Regions from separate parts of the Mus musculus genome. Here region 1 is linked to region 2. A link is a loop called in an ENCODE intact Hi-C map of the cell type or tissue named here. Cell type or tissue: heart. All regions are shown on one strand. Each heading gives the region's core, and the rest is flanking DNA. Links, peaks and the distances in the headings are about the cores only. Region 1 has its middle 3.6 kb from the start of Asap3. Region 2 has its middle 17 kb from the start of Rpl11.

Region 1 (4,391 bases), core at 209-4,208, 130 kb after region 2:
AACCTGGCACAAAGTAAAGTTTTGATAAGTTTCAATTAGATTATTATCTCACGTCCTGGGATACCAAACCCACCCCAATCCCTCTCATCTCCTTTAAACTTGTTGTTGTTGCTGCGGCTGTTATTATTGTTATTAATTTATATGTATATGTCAGCATATGAGGTGGTCAAGGGAGTGTAAGATCACTTGGGACTGGAGTTATAGGAAGTTGTGGTCTGTCTGATATGTGTTGAGGTTTAGTCTTTTGCTATGCATTGTAATGCTAAATACGGCGGCCAAGGCCTGGTTGCCCCAAGGGACAAAAGAATCTGCACAAACTCAAGTGACACTGTGTAACCCCGACTGCTAAGTTATCCCTGGTTGGTGAATAAAGACACCTACAGGGTGTAGCTGGGCAGAAGGGAGATAGGTGGGGTTTGGGTTCCCAGGCTTGGGGTCTGAGAAGACCACGGAGAGGGAGAGTGTGGGAAAAGAAGATGCCATGGGGTAGGTGAGTCATGAAAACATGGCCATGAGGGCTGGCCAGCTGGAGTAAGAGCTGCCCAGATGGAACATGGCAAGTTATACTCCAGGGTTATTTACGGGGAAGTAGATTCTAATAGCTTGGAGGATGGATATCTGCTCAGCTATAGTGCCGATTAGGCTTATTATAAATGTAAAGGTCGAGTCTTTTATCTGTGAACTGAATGATAAAAGGTGGGGTAGAACCCCTGATTTGAGATGGAGTAATTATTACAACAGATATGGTTGCTGGGAATCAAACTCGGGTCCTCTGCAAGAACGGTCTGCACCTTGAACCACTGAGCCCTCTCTGCAGCTTTACCTTTTTCTGAGACAGGGTCTCATGTAGCCCAGGCTGGCTTCAAGCTCTCTCTGTAGCAGAGGATGACCTAGATTTTATCAGCCTTCTTTTCCGGACTCTCTAGAGCTGAAATCACGGGCATTGTTGGTGTGCACCGCCGCACATTGTTTTTATGAGTTGTTGGGATTTCCAGGGCTCTGAGCATGCAAGACACGAAATCACACCCACAGCCCCCCAATCAGAGAGGCTTCTAAGAGGTGAGCCACTGAGAGCCGGAGAGATGGCTCTGTGGGTGAGAGCATTTGTTGTTCTTGCAGAGGACATGGGTTAGGTTCCCAGCACCCATATGGTAACTCTAATTCCAGGGGGATTTATGCCCGCTTATGGTTTCCATAGGCACCAGGCACTCATGTGGTATACATACATATATGCAGGCAAAGCTCTCATACACATAAAATTATAAAATCTTTTTTAAAAATTAAGGCCGGGCAGTGGTGGCCCACACCTTTAATCCCAGAATTTGGGAGACAGAGGCAGGTGGATTTCTGAGTTCGAGGCCAGCCTGGTCTACAGAGTGAGTTCCAGGACAGCCAGGGCTACACAGAGAAACCCTGTCTCGAAAAACCAAATAAAATAAAATAAAATAAAATAAAATCATCATAAATATCTTTTACAATGTATTATTTGTGTGTATGTGTGTACATGTGTGCCAGAGCATGTATAATGCATGGGTTCTGGGGATCGTGTGTATGTGTGTGTGTGTGTGCACGCGCGAGCATGTGTGCACACGCGCCAGAGCATTTATAACACACGGGTTCCTGGGATCAAACTCAGATCTCCAGACTTTCAAAGAAATCATGCTTTTTTGTTTTATTTCTTTGTTTTTGAGCTAGGGTCTCATTATGTAGCCATGGCTGGCCTGGAATTCTCTACATAGACCAAGCTGACCTCAGTCCACAAGAGATCTGCCTGCCTCTGCTTCTCAAGTTTGGCAGGAAGCAAGTATTTTTTGCCAGAGCCATCTCACGGACCCTAAGTCCTATTCTTAAGCTCCACCATGGTGCCTAGATGTTTGCATATACCGAAGATTCCAAACTTGTTCATGGATTCCCTGACCCTTCGAGAATCTGACTTTGGAAGTATCTAAACTATTCACACTGTTCTCTGGAAACTGACGTGTGTGGGAGAAAATTATGCTTCTGCTCTGTGGGTGGGGGTGCCCGTTCTGCGGGCTCTACAGAAGTCTGGCCCACCCGAATGGGTACGCAAGACTGCTTACCGTGTTCTGCTTTCCAGCTGTGTAGGCTGCGCACTATTCAACGCTAGGGGGCGCCATGGCACCAAGTATGGTGCTCAAGTTGGGGGTGGTCCTCTTAGGTCTCTTTCTGGCAGGAAATATGTAGTTCTCTCTTAAAGAAATTTAAGAATTGAGATTCAAAGATTAGGGTCAGCATGTGGCTTGAACTGAGGTTGTACAAAGATCTCTGAGCCCTGGGAAGCAACTGTGTTTGACTCTTGAGCACTTTTCAGTTTCTTGGCTAGGAACTCTTGGGAGCAATTGAGGTTAGGGAATTATCAAGCTGGAAGATTTGAAAAGAGAGGAAGTAGGTCCAGTAGGGTCCGTCTATGTCTCAGCAGAGTTAGCATTCCTTCTAGGCTCCACCCCACAGTTACCTGGCAATAGCCAGGGATGCTTGATTTACTATAAAAGGGGCTGCTGCCCCCTCCTTACCCTCTTGCCCTCTCTGTCCCTCCTCTCCCCATTCCCCTCCCCACTTTCGCCATATGTCCTCTCTCTCTCCTCTCTCTCTCCCTCTCTCCTCTTTTGCTCTCATTCTCACTCTCTCTCTCTCTCTCCCTTCCTCTCCCTCAACTCCCCTTCTCATGCCCTAAATAAATTCTGTTCTATACTATATCTGTTGTATGGTATGGCTGGTACCTCAGGGAAAAGGACGTCTCAGCATGGGCCCGCAGAGGCACCCCCTTCTACCTCACCATACTGAGCCTCTACAAACACATTCTGATTTTTTTCTTTTTTATAAAACACAACAGAGAGTGTGAGGGATAAACAAGAAGACAAAGTGAGTCATGTGGGGGGCTAATTTTGGGAGGATTATATGGATTGGGCCTAGGATCAAGACAGAGAGCATCTCTGAGGACCGATTGATTTTACTTTCATTATTAGTTCATGTCCTGGGAACACGAAAATCCCCTTCTTAGGAACTCCAGTTGTGTAAATGGATTGATATTCATACCCTCTTGTTAGATTTATTAAGTTATGTGCCTTTAAGTGTGTGCTTGTGAGTGCAGGTGTCTGTGGAGGACAGAGAAGGTGTTGGATCCCCTGGAGTTGGAGTTACAGGGGCTCTGAGCTGGCGGGCAGTAGGGACAGCCTTTGGGGCAGGCAGGTGATGGGAGCAGCCAGATGTCAGTCTGCATGGAAGTTGGTTCTTTTCTCCTGAGAAACAGAAGAAGTGGGCGGGTCATGCTAGATCGAGAAGGCGCTGGGAGTGGGGTACAAGAGCATAGCCCGGACTCAGGGCGCGGAGTCCTCTTTCCTGCCAGCCTCATGGCCCCTCATTAGTTCTCATTTGCACTAGAAATTATGGATTACCTACATCCTGGAGATGAACCTAGAACCTGTCCCCAGAAGGTAACTCACACGGCAGCAAAAGAAGCAGAGAGTCTGACTTCAGATAAGCCTGGGTTCTTGTTCTGCCCTTTCTGCTCCTGGGTCAGCTGACTTTGAGCACAGGTAAACCACCACACCATGGTATGTTCATTGCATACCTACTGTGTATCAGTTGTGGGAGTGATGATCACCATGGCGAAGGTGTGCCAAGGCTAAACTGCATTTCGCTTATCTACTTGATTGGACGACCTCAGGAGGGAAGCCATCCTCGTCCCACCAGTGAGAGAAGGGGAGACTGGCACCCACGGAAATGGAGCTACTTACCTAAGACAGAGAGCAAAGACAGGATCCAACCAGACAGTCTGTGCCTCTGGACCCTAACCCGATCTCCCACAAAGCCCTCACCAGAACAAAACCCTTCTTTTCTTACAGAATTTGCACAGTAGTAGGAGAGAGTGAAGGGTAAATAGAAGGCAAACAAAGCAGCATGAACTAGATATGGTGGCACGCGTCTTTATCCTAGCAGAGGCAGGCAGAGCTCTGCTGAGGTGGAGATCAGCCTGGTATATATAGTGAGTTTCAGGCCATCCAGGGCTACATAGTAAGACCCTTTGTCAAAAAGAAAGAAAGAAAACAGAGGAAGGAAGGAAAGAAGGAAGTTAGGAAGCAGAGTCCCAGACAGCTCTCAGAGGTGTAGTGCACAGAGTTCAGGGCTAGCACGGAGAGAGCATCGCAGAACCCAGATGTACTGGTCCATATCTGCAGTAGCATCCAGGAGGTGGAAGCAGGTAGATCAGGAGTGTGAGGTTACCCATGGCTACACATTAAGTTTGAGTCTAGATAAAACCCTGTCTCAAGATAAATAAACAGATACACAAGAAAGGGAGTCCGCTCTCAAGCCTGATGACTTGAGTCCAATCCTTGGAACCCACGTGGGAAGGAGAGAGCCAACTCCTG
Region 2 (4,391 bases), core at 221-4,220:
CGCACGCCTTTAATCCCAGCACTCTGGAGGCAGAGGCAGGTGGATCTCTGACTTCGAGGCCACCCTAGTCTACAGAGTGAGTTCCAGGACAGCCAGGGTTACACAGAGAAACCCTGTCTAAAATAATAATAATAATAATAATAATAATAATAATAATAATAATAATAATAATAATAACAATAAAATAAGAGGGTTTAAAAAAAGATTGATTTATTTTTATGTGCATTAGTGTTTTGCCTACATGTATGCATGTATGTCTGTATGAAGGTGCCAGACTCAAGTTTCACAGTTATGAGCTGTCACGTGGATGCTGGGAATCGAACCCAGGTCCTTTGGAAGAGCAGTCAGTGCTTTTAATTAAAGGCTCAGTGGTTAAGGGCACTTGGTTTTCTTCCAGAGGACCTAGGCTCGGTTCCCATCACTTACATGGTGGTTCACAACAATCTCTAACTCCAGTTCCTGGAGGATTCCTTGTCCTCTTTTGGCCTCCTCAGGCATTAGGCTATTAATAAACAATCCCTTATTAATTTGTCTACTATTTTCTATTAATCTTTTAAAAATTTCTTTTTACACTTATTCATGTGCGGTATACATGTGTTTCTGGACACATGCATGCTGTGCATGTGTGTAGAGGTCAGAGGACAGTTTTTGGAAGTGGGTTTTCTCTTTCCACCGTGTAGGTCCAGGGGATGGACCTCAATGCCAGGCTTGGTGGAAGGAAGCCTTACATGCTGAGCTGTGTGTCCAGACCCTCCAGTGGTTTTCCTATTAACTATCTACTATAACTTTTCTAGTGAACTCCAGGTCATTTCTTGCTTTCCTCCAGTGGGTCCTGACTCGCGTGATTACTCATTATTTTGCCTTATTGTGTTTTAGTTTTTGTTGCTAGAGACGGAATCCAGGGCCTTGCACATGAGGAGCAAGTGAGTTACTGCCCAGCCACACCCCAAACTATTAAAGCAAGCTGTTGGCCTGTTGCTTCCTGTTTTGTTTTTAGTTGGGAAAAAAGGTGAGAGTTAAGCAAAGACACACACATACACACAGGCACCCACATGCATACACACACATACACTATATACACACATGTATGCACGCATGCACAGGCACACACACATAGGCACACACACATATACCCCACACATGCATACACCACACACACACATGCATGCATGCATGCATATGCACACAATGCATATACATGCACACACAAACATGTAAACACATATAAACTATATACATGTGCATATATGTATGCATATGCACACACATGCACACACACACAAGATACTAATGTGTCCTAGTGCCAGGCATTGTACCTAGGGTCCTCCTCGCCTTGTCTACCCTGCACACCCAGGCCCTTGTCTACCCTGCACACCCAGGCTCTTGTCCAGCCTGCACACCCAGGCCCTTGTCTACCCTGCACACCCAGGCCCCTGTCCAGCCTGCACACTCAGGCCCTTGTCCAGCCTGCACACCCAGGCCCTTGTCTAACCTGCACACTCAGGCCCTTGTCCACCCTGCACACCCAGGCCCTTGTCTAACCTGCACACTCAGGCCCTTGTCTACCCTGCACACCCAGGCCCTTGTCCAGCCTGCACACCCAGGCCCTTGTCCACCCTGCACACCCAGGCATGGTAAGTAGATGGTGCTTATTTCACTTCAGAGATGACAGAGTGGAAGCACAGAGAGATTGAAGGACTTCGGCAAGGACACACAGCTGCCGAGTAGCCAGTATGAAACAACATGGAGAGATGAGATAAGGCTGGGCTTGTTGGTATCAGCTTAGACCATGAAGGGAGAGTTTGGGGTTGGGTTGGTTCTGTGAGCCAGAAAGGTCACACCCTGTCATGACGCTGAGATTTGGTTACTCTGGCTATAAAAGAACAGTATGAAGTCAGAAAGAGGAGCCTGAAGAAATCCCCCACAACACAAAGAACCTGGTGACGGAATGTTTGCCTAGCATGCACAAAGCCTTGGGTTTGATCTGTGGAACTGAAGACACCCACATCAGTAATGTCTTTCAGCTCCAAAGGATCCTATCTATCTATCTATCTATCTACACATGTATATTCATACACACACACACACACACACACACACACACACACACACACACACAGTTTGAGAGGGACCCTGGGCAGCATAACAAACTCCCTGGGATTGACTTGGTGGTCCCAGGAAACCTGGGTCTTTCTCTACTCGTCTGGGTCATTTTTGAGAAGTCCCTCGATCTCCGCGTTGGAAAGATGACAGCTAGACAACTGGTCCTGACTACAAGCCTCTGGGCAATGCTGGAAGGGAGGAAACTGCCAGGGGAGCCACGTCTAGAAGTCAGCGCTTCCCTCCTCCTGCCAACTCCACGTTTCCGCCAGCAGGAGGCACCAGCGAAGCGCCAGCGCGGGGTTCGCACGGGAACCTCTACAAGGACTTGTTCGTTTGCTGCAGCAAGGAAGTCAGAGAGCCCAAGCTCTGGAGCGACAGCCCTGGACTGCACCTCATTCTCCGCCTCTGTCCTTTAATGCTCGTGAGACTGGGTAGTCTGCTTGACCCCTCTGAGTCTCACATTCCCCGTGTGGGAAGTGAGGCTGGCCCTGAGAGGGATATTTGCTCCAAATTTAGAGGTTGAGGCAGACAGTCTTCTGGCACAAGAGTCTGCTCAGTTCAGATTCACCACAGCCCAACAGTGAGGCCAGGCTCCTCCAGCCAGGTGCCTGGTTTCTCCCTCACTCTCCATCTGGAATGTTCGCCCTTTCTGGAATCATAGCCTCTAAAACATTTAGACTCCATGTCTCCTCGCCTCCCGTTGCATTAAAAAAACAGAGAAAAAAAGAAAAAGATAACAAAGTAGAACTTATAGAACACACTTGCTTATTCTAAGCATGCAATTACATGATTTTCAGTAAGTTTACCAAGCTGGGCTCAAGATTTGGTTGACCAAAATCCTTTTATTTCAGGCTGGGTGTGGTGGCACACACCGGGTAATCCTAGCACTGGGGAAGGTGGGGGTAGCAGAGCAGGCCAAGGTTAGCCTGGGCTACACGGGCAGTTTGAGGCTAGCCACAGAACTTTTATTCAGCTGCTCCTGGAGCCCAGTGCTTGGCCACCCTCATGGGCTCACCACACTCATCACCAACCAGGGTCTTTCCGGTCCCTTCCTTCCTTTCCCATCTCCGGCCTCTCCACAACGTGGTTCCATCTTCTCCTGAGTGCTCTATCAGGACCCGACCAAAGGTTTGCTGAGTGAATCTAGCTAGGGACCGCCTAGAGCCTGCTGCCCTGGCCTTATCCTCCTGTCTTGTCGTCCCTCCAAATACACACATATTATGGTCTCTCCCCACCCCCGCCCTTCCCCCACTGGTTTTTCTCTTCCCCTTCTCCTCTCAAGATAACACCTGTGACCTCATCCCCCTCCTCCTAAGAATGTGCTCTCTGCTCTGCTGCAATGAGATCCAGGTCCTCCCCGCAGCTGAGATCAGTGGCTCTTAGGCTTCAGTCCCGGCCAATCCCCTCCTTTACTTAGCCAGCCTTCCCGTATGCAAGCGAAGGAGGGGCGTGACGCTCTGGTTGATAGGCAGGTGAGAGTTCAGCCTGGCTGGATCCACCACCTTCCCTCTCTCTGCCTCAGTTCCCTGGCCTGTAAAGTGACCATGACAACAACACGGAGCGCAGGGTGAAAGGTCTGAGCATTACGTGAAGATGAAGGCACAAGCTTGGTGCAGCGCAGAACTCAAGCCTAGCAAGCATCCAGCGCTATAAAGCACTACCATCAGGTGGGCAGACTGTCATTCCATGTATGTCCACCAGGGGCGCTCTGACCCACTTCACAAGATCCAGGGAAGTGGCTCCACAAGACTGCTAAATCTGCTTTCATTTGACCTTCAATATGTGATGTGTGTCACCACACTGTGCCTTCTCAACCCTCTTCTTGCTTCCCAGTCACATGACGCACGGGGGCGGAGGGCTAAAGGATATCAGTCCCCTACCTCCTTCAAACGCTGCCTGAGAGAGAGAGGCTGACAGTGTCCTGTTCTTGTGTACCCTGTGGCCCCCACGACACATGCTAGTGGCTTGGCGAAGCATGGATATTTCCTTATGTGTCCCTCATTATTCTCTCTCTTGCCAGTCCCCAAGTTCAAGACCACGATCCAGTTCTGTGTTTGAAGACTGACCTCTGCCCTGCTTTATCCTAGAGCTTCATAGGGGGCAGGAATGTGCCTAGATGCATCATTTTTCCTCATCTTCTCAAGATTGAGATTTCAGTCGTGCAGTAGTGGCACACGCCTTTAATCCCAGCACTTGGGAGGCAGAGGCAGGCAGGTTTCTGAGTTCGAGGCCAGCCTGGTCTACAGAGTGAGTTCCAGGACAGCTGGAGTAACCCTGTCTCAAAAAAA

What was found. Peaks named below come from ENCODE experiments on the same cell type or tissue, not always from the same donor. Only the 100,000 strongest peaks of a DNase experiment are listed, where the experiment ranks them.
Region 1: a loop joins it to region 2, with 4 times the contacts of the local background. A loop is called at or near these places in 7 of 42 quality-filtered maps.

Annotation. Positions count from the first base shown.
Region 1 is chr4:136,200,571-136,204,961 of GRCm38, forward strand. No RefSeq gene overlaps it. Among named protein-coding and RNA genes, the nearest start is that of Asap3, 3.6 kb to the right of the region's middle. In heart, for the core only: a CTCF peak has its summit at 2,113 (motif pointing right); a DNase peak (open chromatin) is centred at 2,121; H3K27me3 peaks cover 2,155 bases.
Region 2 is chr4:136,067,748-136,072,138 of GRCm38, forward strand. No RefSeq gene overlaps it. Among named protein-coding and RNA genes, the nearest start is that of Rpl11, 17 kb to the left of the region's middle. In heart, for the core only: a CTCF peak has its summit at 2,369 (motif pointing right); DNase peaks (open chromatin) are centred at 2,344 and 3,804; H3K4me3 peaks cover 342 bases; H3K27ac peaks cover 2,118 bases.